2 separate regions of the Homo sapiens genome follow, and region 1 is linked to region 2. A link is a loop called in an ENCODE intact Hi-C map of the cell type or tissue named here. Cell type or tissue: IMR-90. All regions are shown on one strand.

What was found. A loop is a pair of places that touch in the nucleus more often than their neighbours do. Peaks named below come from ENCODE experiments on the same cell type or tissue, not always from the same donor. Only the 100,000 strongest peaks of a DNase experiment are listed, where the experiment ranks them.
Region 1: a loop joins it to region 2, with 11 times the contacts of the local background. A loop is called at or near these places in 17 of 110 quality-filtered maps.

Annotation. Positions count from the first base shown.
Region 1 is chr7:19,660,683-19,668,682 of GRCh38, forward strand. It overlaps LOC105375180 (a long non-coding RNA gene), which reads left to right. Exons shown (of 5, transcript XR_007060245.1): 5 at 7,489-8,000. Among named protein-coding and RNA genes, the nearest start is that of MIR3146, 41 kb to the right of the region's middle. In IMR-90, a CTCF peak has its summit at 4,930; no DNase peak of the experiment used is centred here.
Region 2 is chr7:18,587,813-18,595,812 of GRCh38, forward strand. It overlaps HDAC9 (histone deacetylase 9), which reads left to right. Exons shown (of 26, transcript NM_178425.4): 4 at 2,524-2,674; 5 at 3,704-3,830; 6 at 6,096-6,217. Among named protein-coding and RNA genes, the nearest start is that of HDAC9, 96 kb to the left of the region's middle. In IMR-90, a CTCF peak has its summit at 3,138 (motif pointing right); a DNase peak (open chromatin) is centred at 3,139; H3K27ac peaks cover 158 bases.

The sequences.
Region 1 (8,000 bases), 1.1 Mb after region 2:
TGGTCTCGCTGACTTCAAGAATGAAGCCACAGACCTCTGTGGTGAGTGTTACAACTCTTAAAGGTGGCACAGACCCAAAGAGTGAGCAGCAGCAAGATTTATTGTGAAGGGCAAAAGAACAAAGCTTCCACGGCATGGAAGTGGACATGAATGGGTTGCCGCTGCTGGCTGGAGTGGCCAGCTTTTATTCCCTTATTTGTCCCCACCCACATCCAGCTGATTGGTCCATTTTACAAACACTGACAGAATTGAATTTAAAAAATAGATAATTTGGCAATAATAGTTGGAATCTTCAATACTCCACTCTCAAGAATGGATAGAATATCTATAAATAAAATCAACAGTAGAAGACTTGAACAACACCATAGGCCAATTAAACCTAACAGCTGTATACAGAAACACACCACACAATGAAAGCGGAGTTCACATAAAACATTCTCCAGGCTATAAATATTTACAGCTATAATATATTCTCAGTAAATGTTAAAAGATTGAATTTATGTTTAGTATCTTATCCAAGTACAGTGGAGTGAAGATGGAAATAAATAACAGAAGGAAAATGAAAATTCTCAAATAAATGAAAATTAAACAACATGCTCTTAAACTACCAATGGGTCAAAAAAAGTCATTAGAAAAATTAGAATATACTTGGAAATAAATGAAAATGGAAATTAAAACACAAAAATCAAAACAGAGGATGTAGCAAAAGCAATGCCTAGAGAGGAGTATATAGCTATGAATATCCACATTAACAAGGAAGAAAGAGCTCAAATCAACAACCCAACTTTACACCTTAAGGAGCTTTAAAAACTAAGGAAAACTATATCCCAAACAAGCAGCAATAAAGATTTGAGCAGAGATAAATGAAATAAAGAACAGAAAAACAATAGAATCAACAAACCCAGAAGTTGGTTTTTTAAAAAGATCAACAAAATTGGCATTTCTTAGTCAAGCTAAGAAAAATAAACAGAATACATAAATCACTCAAATTAGAAATAAAAGTAGGGATATTACTATTGACCTTAAGAAATTAAAAATATTTTGAGAGGATACTATGAACAATTGTAGGCTAAACAATTTTATAAATGGGTGAATGGAACAAATTTCTAGAAACACACAAATTATCAAAATTGACTTCAGAAAGAACAGAAAATCTTAACACTGCTCCGACAAGTAAAAGATTGAATCAGTAAGTAATCAAAAATCTCACAAGAAATAAAGTCCATAGTCAGATAACTTCTGCTGATATAGTCTGCCAAATATATAGAGAAGTAACACCCATCCTACTCAAACTCTTCCTAAATAGAAAAGGAGGAAACACTTTCTAGCACATCCTATGATTCCAGCATTACTCTGATTCTAAAATGAGACAAAGACATTACAAGAAAAGAAAAAAATAGACCAATACCCATTAGTAAAATAAAGCCAAAAATCTGCAACAAAATACTAGCAAACTGAATTTAACAGTACATTAAAATGTTTATATACCATCACCAAGTTTGATTTTTCCAAGAAGTAAAAGAGTGGTCAAACATATGAAAATCAGCCAATAAAAAGCAACATATTTATAAAACCAACGGGGAGAAAAAGACTCCAAAACCTGTCGTCATTTCAATAGGCACGAAAACAGCATTTGACAAAATCTGACACTCCTTAATGATAACAACACTCAGCAAACTAGGAACAGCAAGGAACTTCCTCAACATGGTAAAGGCATTTATAAAAAACCCACAGCTAACATCATATTCGATGGTGAATGATGGAAAGCTTTTCTTTAAGATTAGAAATAACATCAGGATGTCCACTCTTACCACTGCCCTTCAACATTATACTGGAAGTTCTGGCCAGTCTTGCCAGTTAGGCAAGAAAAATAAATAAAAGATATCCAAGTAAAAAAGAATGAATAAACTATTTGATGATGAAATAAATAGAAAATCCCAAAGAACCCCTTAAAAAACCTATTAGAGCTAATAAACAAATTCAGCAAAGTTGTGTTATAAGATCATTATTAAAAAATCTGTGTTTCTTTACACCTACAATAAACAATCTGAGGTCAAATAAAGAAAATAATAATATTTACATTAGCATCCAAAAGAATACCAAAGAAGAAATTTAAACAATGGGGTGCAAGATTTATATACTGAAAATGACAAAATATTCCTGAAAGAAATTAAAGACCTAAATAAATGGAAAGACACCCTGTGTTCATGGACTGAAAGACTTAATTCAGTTAAGATGGCAACAGATATCCACAAAGTGATACAGAGATTCAATGCAATCTCTATCAAAATTCCTATTGCCTTTTTTTTGCAGAAATGGAAAAGCCAGTTCCAAAAATCACATGAAATTTCAAGGGACCCCCAAATAGCCAAAATGATATATAAAGGGAAAAACAGACTTGAAGAATTCACACTTCCTGATTTAAAACTTACTACAAAGTTACAGTATTCAAAACAATGTGATACTGGCATAAGGATACAAATCTACATCAATGGACTAGAATTGAAAGTCCCAAAGAAAACCTGAACATCTATGGACAATTGATTTTTAACAAAGGTGCCAAGATCATTCAATGAGGAAAGAATAGTTCCTTGCCATAACGTGATGAGACAACAGGGCAACCACATGTTATAGAATTAAGTTAGACTCCTACCTTACTTCATATGCAAACTCAAAATGGAAAAACAACCAAAATGCAAGAGTCAAAACTCTAAAACTATTAGAAGAAAACATTGGGAGTAATAATTGATGACTTCTAATTGGCAATGAATTCATAGATTTAACACCAAGAGCACAAGTAACAACAACAACAAAAGATAAGTTGGATTTCATAAAAATAAAAAATTGTGTGCATCAAAGGACAGTTCCAAGAAAGTGAAAAGACAACCTCCGGAATTGGAGAAAATATTTGCAAATCATATCTGATTAGGGTTTAATATCCAGTATATGCAAAGAATTCCTAACACTCAGCAACAAAAAGACAATCTAATTAAAAACAGAACAAAGGACTTGAACAGACATTTCTTCAAGGAAGAATACAAATGACCAATAGCACATGAAACGACGTTCAACATAATTAGTCATTAAGAAAACACAAAACCATAATGAGATACCACTTCACAACTATTAGGAATTATATAATTGTTTAACAGAAGATAAGTATTGACAAAGATACAGAGATATTGGGATCCTCATACATTCCTGGTAGACATGTAAAATGAAGCAACCATTGTACAAAACGATTTGGCTGCTCCTCAAAAATCTAAATATAACATTACTATATGATCTAGCAATTCCACTTCTAGGATACAGGTTTTTGTTTGCCGATGTTCATTGCCACATTATTTACAATAGACAAAAGGTGGAAGCAAGCCAAATGTCCATTAGCAGACGAATGTAAACAAAATGTGGTAATATACATACAATAGAATATTATTCAGCCTTAAAGGAATGAAATTCTGGCACATGCTATAACATGCATGAACCTTGAAAACATTATGCTAAATGAAAGAAGCCAGATTTGAAAGGTTATATATTATGTCTTTTTAATGGAATATACAGAAGAGGCAAATTCGTGCAGACAGAAAGCAGATTTCTGGTTGCTAGGGGACAGAGAAAGCAGAGAATATTGAGTGATCATGTAATGGCTACAAGGTGTTTTTTGAGGTGGTAATGTTTTGAAAATGAAAGAGGAAGTAGTTGCAAAACATTTCAAATACACTAAATGCCACTGCATTGTACAACTTAAAATGGTTTACTGTATGTTATTTGAACTGCACATCAGTGAAAAAGTACAATTTGGTCTAAACATAAACTGTTTGGTGTCTTACTATTCAGCAATTATAAAAAGAAAAATTAAACATCTCTTTGATTTTGAAATAATGGCTTTAAATGTCATCCTTACCTTTCCAAATTAGAATTTGTCTTTTTACTGTCTTAATCTTAGCTTTGTATACATGCTGGGGGTGGGCTGAGGAGCTAGGAAAAATCCTCTTTTTCTTTTTTACTTCTTCATCCAATGTTCAAAAGTTGAAATTTTTTTTAAAAAATAGATATGTCTGAATGAGAATATGAGACATTTTGGTCTAAGTCATGTGCAGCACTTCAAACATTTCATTTGTCTTCTCATAGAGGTCTGAGAGGTGAGCCACTGGATACTATTTAAGCATGCATTCTTCACATTCATAAATAACTGTCATTTGTGATTCTGTTATATCTATGTTGCTACCTATCATAGCCCCTGCCATTAGCCTGTAGAGTTACAAACAAGAGTGGTAAGGCAGAGAGATGTCAGAGAGATGTAATCTCATGACCGTTAAATCCATAAAAATTCCTGCAAGTAGCCTTAGCTTCTGGGGAGATCATCTGCTTGCTCTGAATTAAAAGCAGCATCGAGTAATTGAAGGATTTCCTTTGACTGTACCTCAGCTAGAAATTATTTAGTGTCAATAAAAAATTTTGTTCTGGTAAGTTTTCAGCATGATTCTAAAGCAATTCAGTAGCACAGCCGTCATTTCAAAACAATGTAATGGAATTCAATGAATGCTCTTCAGCACAGACTACATTATCACAATTAATGCATATATACAAAATAGAAGTAAATTATCTAAACAGTAGGCTATGACACTCCTGCCTTTGAGGAAAAAGATATATGAAAGTTAAATATCATTTCAAGACTTATGTCATAAAGTCCCTACAGTGGAATAAATTTGCTTTCTTCTGTTGAGGGCCATTGAATGCAATATTTATGGCTTTTTTTCTTAATATACCTTAGTAGTTATCAGGTGAATCCTTTAGTGATCAAAATTTTACTGCCCAAAGTTCTGTTAACATTCACCAAAATTTTATTTCACCGTTTACCTACATAATAGAATTAGTCTAGTTGGGAACACATGGGGTAAAAAGGTCCAATATTTAAAGCAATACTCCACCTTGTGGTAGAGTATGAAAAATGCATAGAAATTCCTTCAACAACAAATAAATGATTACAAATCTATTGACTCTGAAATAGAAGCTTTTCCTTGACTTTCTCTCTTTGAAGAAATACCAGAAAATGTATTGATTTTTAAATAATGACTTCTCAACTATTGACTACTCAAGAGCAAAATTTCACCTAATTTGAAGAAAAAAAAACTTTGAGAAGAACAAAACACTGATACTAGGTAATATCATGGACTAATTTTAATATGCATATTTTGATTAAAAATACATTTTAAATTAAAAACACAAGTGCTGGGTTAGTTTTCTCTAAGGAAAACCAAGGCATAGACTAGAAGAAATCTTAGAAAATTTCAAATTAAAAACTAAATGTATATGTATATATCATATAATATAAATAATTTTATACACCATAAGGAAAAACGTACTTGATAACAATGGTATTATGTTTACAGTGAAAAGAAATCCAATATTTAAAAGAAAAGTGGAAGAAAAAGTTATTCTGGAAATGTTGATAGCCATTACCATTTTAAAATCTGATATTAATCATTTTTAATTTAATAGTAAAAATATCTAGAAGTTTTAAGGGTGTTTTTATAAATATCAATTATTATTTTGTTTTGTTTTTTCTTTTTTAAGGAATACAATCTCTAACATAAATATATACTGCATAAACAAATTTTTCTTGGATGCTAGACTAAAGAAAGAATACCTGTTAAGAGAGCTGAGTTTTCTTTCAGGGAAAAAAATTAAATCTGTGGGTTGTAGAAGTTATTGGTTTCAAATTATTGCCATTAATTGTGGGCCAACAACTACTGCCAGCCACTGACTGATTCCTTTTCTTATACTATTTCTAGAACTTTAACATCCCTACAAGACAAATATTATTGTCCCCATTTGAGAGATGAGAAAACAGAGGTTCAGAATTAAGTAATCCACCCAAAGGTTTGAACCTAATTCTGCCAAGGCTCACACCCATGCACTCCTTCATGCAATCTTTCCATTTGCATAGCAAGGACAAAGTGTCTTATTTACAAAACTAAGCGAATTTTAAAAATTATCTGAGAAGGACTAATTTTTTTAACAAACAAATGAGAAATAACATTTTAAATGAATGATTAAGCTGATATTGCTGTTATTAATGAAGTTTTAAAAACACTTGGACTATGTATGTATATATGTAAATGTCTGAGTCCAACAATGAGTCTAACAGTGCAAGAATTAAAAGGTAAGCTTTATCTTAGGTCAGTATAAATTAGCCTTGTAAAAAATATTAAGTCTGATTTTAAATGTCGTAATAAAAACCAAGATGAACAAATTGAGTAAGATCCAGTGGGAGTCTCCTGGGCTAAAAATACTTCGTTATTACACCCTGACTTACCTGACAAGTACTTGCTTAACCTAAATGGACTATCTTGAAAACCCCTTAGAGGAAAAGCTGAAGGGTAGAAAATAACTTTACTTAATGGATCGTTTAATGACATATTTATCGAAATTTTCAAACATGTCTGAAAGATGTGATATGGAATGTAGAATATCTCCTTTTAGGAAAGCATCATGATTTCACAATTTCCCTAAAGTTGCTATTTTTAGGAAAACTGAAAATCCCTTTGGAGATGATCTAAACAGTTTGTAAAAACAAACAAACAAAAAAATCAAAATTGCCACCTCTACTTTAAAGTAGCTTGTCCAAGTAGAAAGAATCTTGCTATAAATGAGGACAGCTACGATCAGCAACCTTGGGATCTTCTGGGTCCCATCTCAAAGAGCTGGTATCAAGTCCTCTTTTAATTAACAATGCATTCATACAGAGTATAGTACATAAGACATTTTGTTAGGAAAACCATCCTTACATTTAAAATTCAAACTGGGCCAGGCATGGTGGCTTATGCCTGTAATGCTGGCACTTTGGGAGGCCAAGGCAGGCAAATCACCTGAGGTCAGAAGTTTGAGACCAGCCGGGCCAACATGGCAAAAACCTGTATCTACTAAAAATACAAAAATTAGCCAGGACTGGTGGCATGGGCACGTAATCCCAGCTATTCGGGAGGCTGAGGCAGGAGAATCGCTTGAACCCGGGAGGCAGAGGTTGCAGTGAGCCGAGATAGCACCACTGCACTCCATCCTGGGCAACAGAGTGAGACTCCATCTCAAAAAAAATTAAAAAATAGAATTCAAACTGGAGGAAAAATGAAATGGCATTTTCTAAGAGTTCAAACTAAACATAAGGAAAGAAATAATGACTGAATTATTTTGAAAAACTTTTTGAAATTCAGGAAGAGTGAAGATTTTCCTAATCTAGATGAATTCAAGACCATTTGATATGGTTTTGATCTGTGTCCTCGCCCAAATCTCATGTAGAATTATAATCCTCAATGTTGGCAGTGATGCCTGGTGGGAGGTGATTGGTTCATGGGGGTGGTTTCTCATGAATGATTTAACACCATCCTGCTTAGTGCTGTTCTCCTGATAGTGAGTGAGTTCTCATGAGATCTGGTTGCTTAAAAGTGTCTAGCGTCTTCTCCCATCTCTCTCTTCCTTCTGCTCCAGCCTTTTCCTTCTGAAGTGCCTTGCTCCCTGTTTGCCTTTCACCACGACTGGAAGTTTCCTCCAGCCTCCGCAGAAGCAGAAGCCACAATGCTTCCTGTACAGCCTGCAGAACTGTGAGCCAATTAAACCTCTTATCTTTATAAATTACCCAGTCTCAGGTATTTCTTTATAACAGTGCAAGAAAGAACTAATATAATATTGTACTATTTGAAAAGTGATTGCAGAGCTTGAAAGAAGTGTGCTTGAGCCTGTAAAATTAGGCACTAGACTTAACTACATTTCTTTGAGTACCTAATGGTGCAGAAAATGGTCACGAGAACTGGGGAGAAATTATCAAAATTTTCTTTATTGTACATATATATGCACAACATACATTCATTCATTTTCTCACTGATGGAGAATTTGGATGTGTTAAAACACTGTGTATTTTATTTTTTTTTTAAGTAGTGCATGAGAAAAGAGAAAGAATAAAACTTATAAGAAGAATATATTGAATTTAACGTTTCTAACAA
Region 2 (8,000 bases):
AAACCTCATTCATGCAATCTTTGATAATGAATAGTAGTGGTAATTAAATTGTGTGCTTTTCTAGATTCCTATGAAAGATTAAAGTTCAAATACATTGGGGCTTTGGGTGAAGCACCAAATTAATTTGACCAACCCAAGTATCTATATAGAATTTAACAGTAAGGCAGAATTTAAGCATTCCTTCTGCTACCATGGAATATTATTTCATTACAATGGAATAATAACACCCATTAAGGGAGTGTATTGAAGCCAAAACACCAAAGATTTTAATATGAAGAGTAACCAGAAATGCTTCTAACTATGTCCTTCTGGGAGTAATAAGGCTATTATGGTTGATATACAGAGTTAGCTTCCTGTTGCTCCAGAGTGACTCTGATGCCATTCCATATAATAGCTTTTTATTTTTGTTCTATTACTTTTTGGTGTAAAATCAAGAGTTTTAGGCACCTAATGTAAAAAACAAAATTTACTAATTTCATTAGTATTGAAAGTTACAAACACATGTTGGGTATCCCTTATCTGAAATGCCCGGGACCAGAAATATATCAGATTTTGGATTTTTTTTTCTGGATTTTGGAATATTTACATATCTGTACATAATGAGAGTCTTGGAGATGGGACTCAAGTCAAAAATATAAAATTCATTTATATTTCATATACACCTTATACACATAGCCTGAAGGTAATTTTATACAATATTTCCAATAGTTTTGTGCTTCAAACAAAGTTTGGGTACATTGAACCATCAGAAAGGAAAGGTGTCATTGTCTCAGCCACCCATGTGGACAATCTCTGGTTGTTTGGCATCACTGTTGTTGCTGAGTCTGAATGTGAGGAACATGCCATTGGCATGTCTTGCCCACACACACACCATTTTGTTATCTTTTGTGGGTGTGCTTATGTGGGGGAATCTGGGCGTGTGTGAAAAAAATATATTGCAGCTGAAAGGGGGCTGGAAGGGTCTTTTTTCCCATGGTGAAGCTGACTAAACTTTGTGCTGTGTGCCTGCATTTTGACTGGAACTCATCACATGAGGTCAGGTATGGAATTCTCCACTTGTGGCATCATGTCAGTGCTCAAACTATTTCAGATGCTGGAGCATTTAGGATTTTGGATTTTCAGATTAGGGATGCCCAACCTATAATAATAATAATTAAAATCAGTAGGGTTCAAACTTAAAAACTAAATTTTATGTACGTTATGAATATGCGGCTGAAGAGAGATATTCTCTCTCTTACATATGAGGAAGTATGGCTCCGAGTAGTTTAGTAACTTGTCCGGATTTCATATCTACTAATGTCAGAACCTAAGGAGAACTCAAGGTCTTTAGTTACTCCTCAGTGTGCACATTTACTATAGTTCATAGATATATATTTCTCAGTCTGAGTGGAAATAGACATCTCAAGATGGCTATTAAAAAAGAATGCTTCAGGCTGGGCAAGGTGGCTCACACCCGTAATCCCGGCAGTTAGAGAGGCCAAGGTTGGAGCATCACTTGAGGCCAGGAGTTTGAGACTAGCCTGGGGAACATGGCAAGACTTTGTCTCCACTAAAAATGATAATTTTAAAAAATTAGCCAGGAGTGGTTGTATATGCCTGTAATCCTAGCAACTTAAGAGGCTAAGGTGGGAGTATCGCTTGAGCCCAGGAGATTGAGGCTGCAGTGAGCTATAATGGTGCCACTGCAATCCAGCCTGGGCAACAGAGTGAGACCCTGTCTCAAGAATAAAAATAAAAATAAAAAAGAGTGCAAGAATGCATCATATTCATGTCATTCATTGTTTGAGAGTGAATTCAAGGGATTCAGAAAGCTAAACAATAGTGCATTAAAATGAAGTTTTGTGGAAGTGGTTTCTTCTTGACCAGTGTCTTTAATCTAAAAGCTTTTATGTGCTGAATGAAAGAATAAAGCTTCTGCTATTTTGATATTTTGAGAGACTATATGTATATAATATATTCTACATATTATGAATATATACATTGCATTAGTCTATTGAGAACTTGCTCTGTAAGATTTTGAAATTTTTAGCATTTGTTTACTTCAGGTAAACTTCCCCCAAATTAATTTAATATCTCACCATTCTGTATTTGCGTTGATTATTTTTACACCATTTTTTAGGCTAAGAATGGAAGATTTCAGTTGTTCATTTATAATGTGAGGGACTTTGTAAAATAGGCTTCTGGGCAGTCCCTACCTTTTCCTGTTTGTATGTTCAAAGAAAAGTCATTAAGGGAACTAAAGATTTAATTAAAGGAAATGGGAAGACCTGAGTGAATTTAACAGTTAGTTTTGATAGGGATGCACAGATAATGGAGCTACCTAAAACTTGCCTGTTGATGACGTTAAGACCTTCACTGCATTAGTTGCTTGTCCTTAGATTTCAATGATTTACAGAAAAAGTGGGTACAAATATGAACTAAATACAAACAAGTTCCAAAAGCTCATAACATTTCAGTTTTGGTCAGTGATGACTATGAAGCCTAAAGAAATTGCACACTCTCATGTCTTTCTCTTCTCGCAAGTTGCAACAGGAACTTCTAGCCATAAAACAGCAACAAGAACTCCTAGAAAAGGAGCAGAAACTGGAGCAGCAGAGGCAAGAACAGGAAGTAGAGAGGCATCGCAGAGAACAGCAGCTTCCTCCTCTCAGAGGCAAAGATAGAGGACGAGAAAGTAAGAGGCACCAGGGTAAACGATGGACTCTCTTTCCTCATCGTTAGCTGATCATTATTCAGAACAAAGCCTGATAAAGAGTGCGGTTAGACTCGTCAAAATTATCTGTGTTTAATTAAAAGCATAGATTACAGACCCAACTGTAAAGTTTTGACATTTACATACCAGCTCACATCATTGAGTCTGCAGAGCGTCTCAAGAAGCAAACGTAACATTATCTGGCAAAGGTGCTGATTTCTGTTGTTTTGAACCTTAAAAATAATGTAATTCTAAAGCAGTCTAATATATGCCATCTTGTTTAATAATCAGCTTGTATCCACATCTCCTGACTATGCCTTCCTTACTCCTGGCCAAGTAATAATTGCTCTCTAAGTAAAGCCTTGCCTCCATTTAGTTTTGGCATACTCAAACTTTGAGAAGATTTAAGACATAACACATGCAAAAGAACTATCCACAAGAGGGAGACAGATCCAAATAATTCCCCTGTATTAGGTCAGTTCAAAATCAGGTCGTAGCAAAGTTTAAAATTTGATGACTTGAACTGGAATTGTCAGCAATATTTATTTGTTTAATGCTCAAAGGGTTTTTTTAAAAACTAAGGTTTTCAAACTAGCAACTCAGAAAAGATTATTTTAATGTGTTTAAGGGATTTAATATGGATCTAATCCCTCAAGATAACTTGATTATTAAAATACAGTGTTTTGTTCCTCTGCAGTATTTTTTAAACTTAAAAAAGTTGATTTTGGGAATTCCCTCTTTGCAAAAGTAATTAAAGAAATAGCTGAAAGTCTTTTGAAAATTTGCAATTTAAGTAGTATTTATAAAGCATTACTGTACTATTTTCTAAAGCATATTTGGACTGTGGTTTCTTCTTTTAATAGGAAAACTTTATGTGCTGTGACCAGCGATTTTACTTCTTAATCTTTGTCAAATATTCTAGAGGCATGAGAGGACAAAACTCACCATCAACATCTGTTTCTGTGTGTGTATGTGTGTGTGTGTGTGTGTGTGTGTGTGTGTGTATTTCAGGGGCAGTGGCAAGTACAGAAGTAAAGCAGAAGCTTCAAGAGTTCCTACTGAGTAAATCAGCAACGAAAGACACTCCAACTAATGGAAAAAATCATTCCGTGAGCCGCCATCCCAAGCTCTGGTACACGTATGTTCAGTGTTTGGCTGTTTTCATTCCTGGGGTAAAGAACACAGGTTCTGTATTTAGCCGACCTGGGTACACATCCTTAGCCTGCCATTTCTCAGCTGTCTGGCTGTGGGCAAGTTCCTTCAGTTCTCTAAGGATCAGTTTCCTTCTCCATAAAAAGAGGAAAATAATAGTGCATGCCCTCTAGGGTTGCTGGCACGGTCCTATAAAATAACATGGTAAGGTACATAACAGAGAGAAGTGCTAAATAAATGGTAGCATTTATCAACTTGAGGGCAAGGAAGTATATATGTTCTTTGATGAATGAATAACTGACAAATGTGAGGTGGGCAAAGAAATTTGTATTTTGCATTTTTCCATTCTCAACTGGTGCATTTGGTATCTATATAGTAATTTCAAAAGGTTTAGCAGATTGTGATTTTATTACACTTGACTTGGTGTAAGATGGAGGTCAGAGCTATTTTCAAAAATCTAGTAGAATTTTGTCTCAAATGAAGAAAAAAGGAAGGAAGAAAGGAAGATAAGGGAGGGTAGGGAAGGGAAGTTGAGAGGTTGCTAAATAAATAACTCTAAGTCTTCAGTGAATAGTTTACCCCTGCCCACCTCACTTCATTTCTTCCCAGACAGCAAAATAATAGCTTGGCTCCTGACACACAACCTGACAACATAATACACTGTGGTATTGTGGTTTTTATAGAACTGTATTTCTGTAAGTCCAATACACAAATATTTCAATAAAATATAGAGGATGTGGTGATTTTAAAACTCAGGGCAAAGAACTGATAGGCAAATCATATATGGATAATAAACTAATAGATAATAGTTTCATTTCTTTCTTAGAAGTGTTTGCCAAATGACCATATATTTTTACACTTATATATTTTTCAATCCCTCACACCATTAAAGATAGGAATAGTACTTGATTACTCTGTTATATTAATATTGTAAGCAGCCTGGGAGTTCTATTTAAAGAGTTAATGTACTTATAAGGCTATTTTATAGGTATCCGCCCTTCTCTGCATCCCAAAACAGGTAACAGACAGATACCATAATGTTTTATAAATACTTTTTAATGATTTTCATAATTTCTGTCATGTATATCAGTTGACATGAAAAACAAATCTCTGAAAAACAATTTCAAATATTCAATCAATATCACGAATGATTTAAAAAGAAACACGATTTTGTTACCTAAAACTACACACATAATTTATAGCTAATTCATAATTCAAAATTAAAGTCTGTTCTAAGAAAAGATAATAGCATTAAATGAGAAACAGCTACATGCAAAGAATTTGTCGGTTAAAGTTCATTAGCTGTTCTCTTAGGTAATATTAAGCATAGCTCTCACATGTTACTTAGCAGTATTTACCTTGTTTTTATGAAATTGAACTTCAGTAGAGTCCAACTGCAGATAACCACAAACGATTAATTTATAGAATCTGAATTTAATGCCATTTTTGCCAGTTATAGCTAGAAGAAATATCCTTAAACCAATAAAGTCTTAAGAATATATGATTTAAATAAATAATACTGGTAGAACAATCATTGTGATGGTGATACTATGTCCTGTTCATTGTTTTCATTACATATGTAATTATAGATATTTATATCTACTAGATAGTCAATATTCAGTCCTATAAACTATTCTCCAGCAGCACAGTTGCATCTCTTAGATTGTATTCACCCAGGAAAAAGAAAACATTTAAAAAAATTGGTTTCATATTAAAGAATGTGATCCCCATTCTTTACTACTGAAACTGCCCCAGAAGTCAGGAGATGGGAGTCCGTTGGCACAATCCTGTCTTTTCAGTAAAAAAGGCTACTCTCATGTACTCACATGTACTATCTAGCAATTTTTTAAAATGAAGTCCTTGCGTATGTTTACTATTACCTTGATTGTTTTATACTGTTGACTAGAAAGGATTGAGATGATGACTTTTCCCCTAGGGTGGCTCTTAAGAGAACATAGGCAGTAATCTCAAATTGTCAAAAGCTCAGACTCTTGGTAAATTATTTTAGTGAAGCAAACTTTCTATGTGACTGTATGACCAAACACATGCTGGACATCCTTAGGATCCCTGCATCATTCCATAGCATACTGCTACAGTGAACTTGGTTATGTGAGGCTATGGTTTGTATACACTAAGGAGAAAGAGCATAAACATAGCTGAGGCACGTGTACAGCGTGTGCAGCTGATTATTGCTGACCAATATGCAGTAAAAACTACCAAGTAAATAGTGAAACTTCCTTGTCTTTTCTAGGGCTGCCCACCACACATCATTGGATCAAAGCTCTCCACCCCTTAGTGGAACATCTCCATCCTACAAGTACACATTACCAGGAGCACAAGATGCAAAGGATGATTTCCCCCTTCGAAAAACTGGTAAGTTGGTTTAACAGGAACTCTGTTTGCTCTTCTGTAACACACCTGTAAGTTTCATTTTGCCACACCTCTAGAAGAAAGTCAAAGGATTTGAGTCGTAGATAATATACCTCCCCACCCCTGCCCCCAGCATAAGCAAACAATGCACACACATACCCTACTTATTTCTGCATCAGTTGATTCATGACATAATCAAAATATCTCTTTTTCAGTTTAAAAGTTTATCATATTTGAACTTTAGCCAAATTATTTTCTTACTAGGAATAAATAAAAATAAAAATTTCGTATCTCGGAAAATCTAACTCTTCTCCATTAGATAGGGCCTCTGTAATATCTTTCATTGTCCTGTTTTTCTGCTGTACCTCAACCATTTACCACAAAAACGAGAATAATAAAGTTTAATTTTTCCAATAAATATTTTACAAACCTTAAATTTTAATTGTTTTTGTGGTGAAAGCAGGTAAGGCCAAAGCTACCTTCTGAGTAAGTGACTAGCCTAATATCTCATGGATTATAATAGAACTCAGAGTGAAATTATATCTGATAATCTCATGAAGTTAGGGGAAATAGCGCAATTAAGCTTTTATTTAGAATTTAGTAAACAGTTCTGTGGCTCTAAGGATTGTATTTGCTGTTCCATCTTCATCTCCTTTCTGAGCATTCTGATATGTATATATTTAATGTCTTATATGCTTTTACTGCTATAATAAATGTTTAACTAGATATACATATAAATAGCATTTGTGTACATTCTATTCTAAATCTCAACGTTGTTTGCCAAATATAGTTCTTTAGAGACAGTAGTAAATTTAAAAATGTTTATCTCCACAACTGATCTGAAAAGATATTCATGTAAGATAGCTTGGTCTATTGTATTTGACTCAGATCTACTTGAAGAAGTATAGATTTATTTGTTTTATATATGAAATCTGCAGAGTGAAAATGATTTCAAATAATTATATTCATTTTCCCAAGCAATTTTGAGAAATTAAAATGAATATAGATTGTAAAAACACATGCCGAAGCTATTTTTTGTCATATAATTTACCTGTGGCATAATGAAGATTTTAAAATAAAATCAGTTATGAATAAGAATTTATTATTCGCCATCTAGCATATATTGAAGGCACTAGGAAAGGATGTTTAACTATTGCAAAACAACCTGTGGCTTTTTAATTTAAATAGCCCAAATATTTTTGCATTTCTACTAAAAGATGATAAGTATTATAAAATACCTTAATAGAAGGCTATGCAAAGGCAAGGATAATTGAGTTTTATGTATTGCATCAGAATTCCACCCTATTATCTGCAAATCAGAGTGTCTTATAAATAAACTTTTCTAGGATGAAAGAAAGCAAAATGTGAGCCTCTATGTTATTTCTAAAACATGAGTATAGTTTATGAAAAGTGATCCATAAAGGACAGGAGTTTTAGAATGTGGGGACTTTGATCTGCAGGCTTGACATTTATTTGTGAGTAGCATGAGTAGGAGCTATTTACTGAGATTATGCAGATACTACCCCAGGTCTTAGGGCAGTGAATGGCATTCAAGAATCTAAGGAGTTACTAAAAGGAAAGAAAAATATGGATTCCCCTTATGGCAGGAGGTTACTGATGAGTGATATAGTTACATTCACAGAGAAAGACTTCTATCCTGCTGAGCACAGAGCCTTTGAATATATCCTTACCACTGGGAGATTGAAAACTGACTGCAGAACTGATAACTGACTTTGAAAAGAAGTGGCATTTGGGAACATTAAGCACCCAGTGAGAAAATCTGATA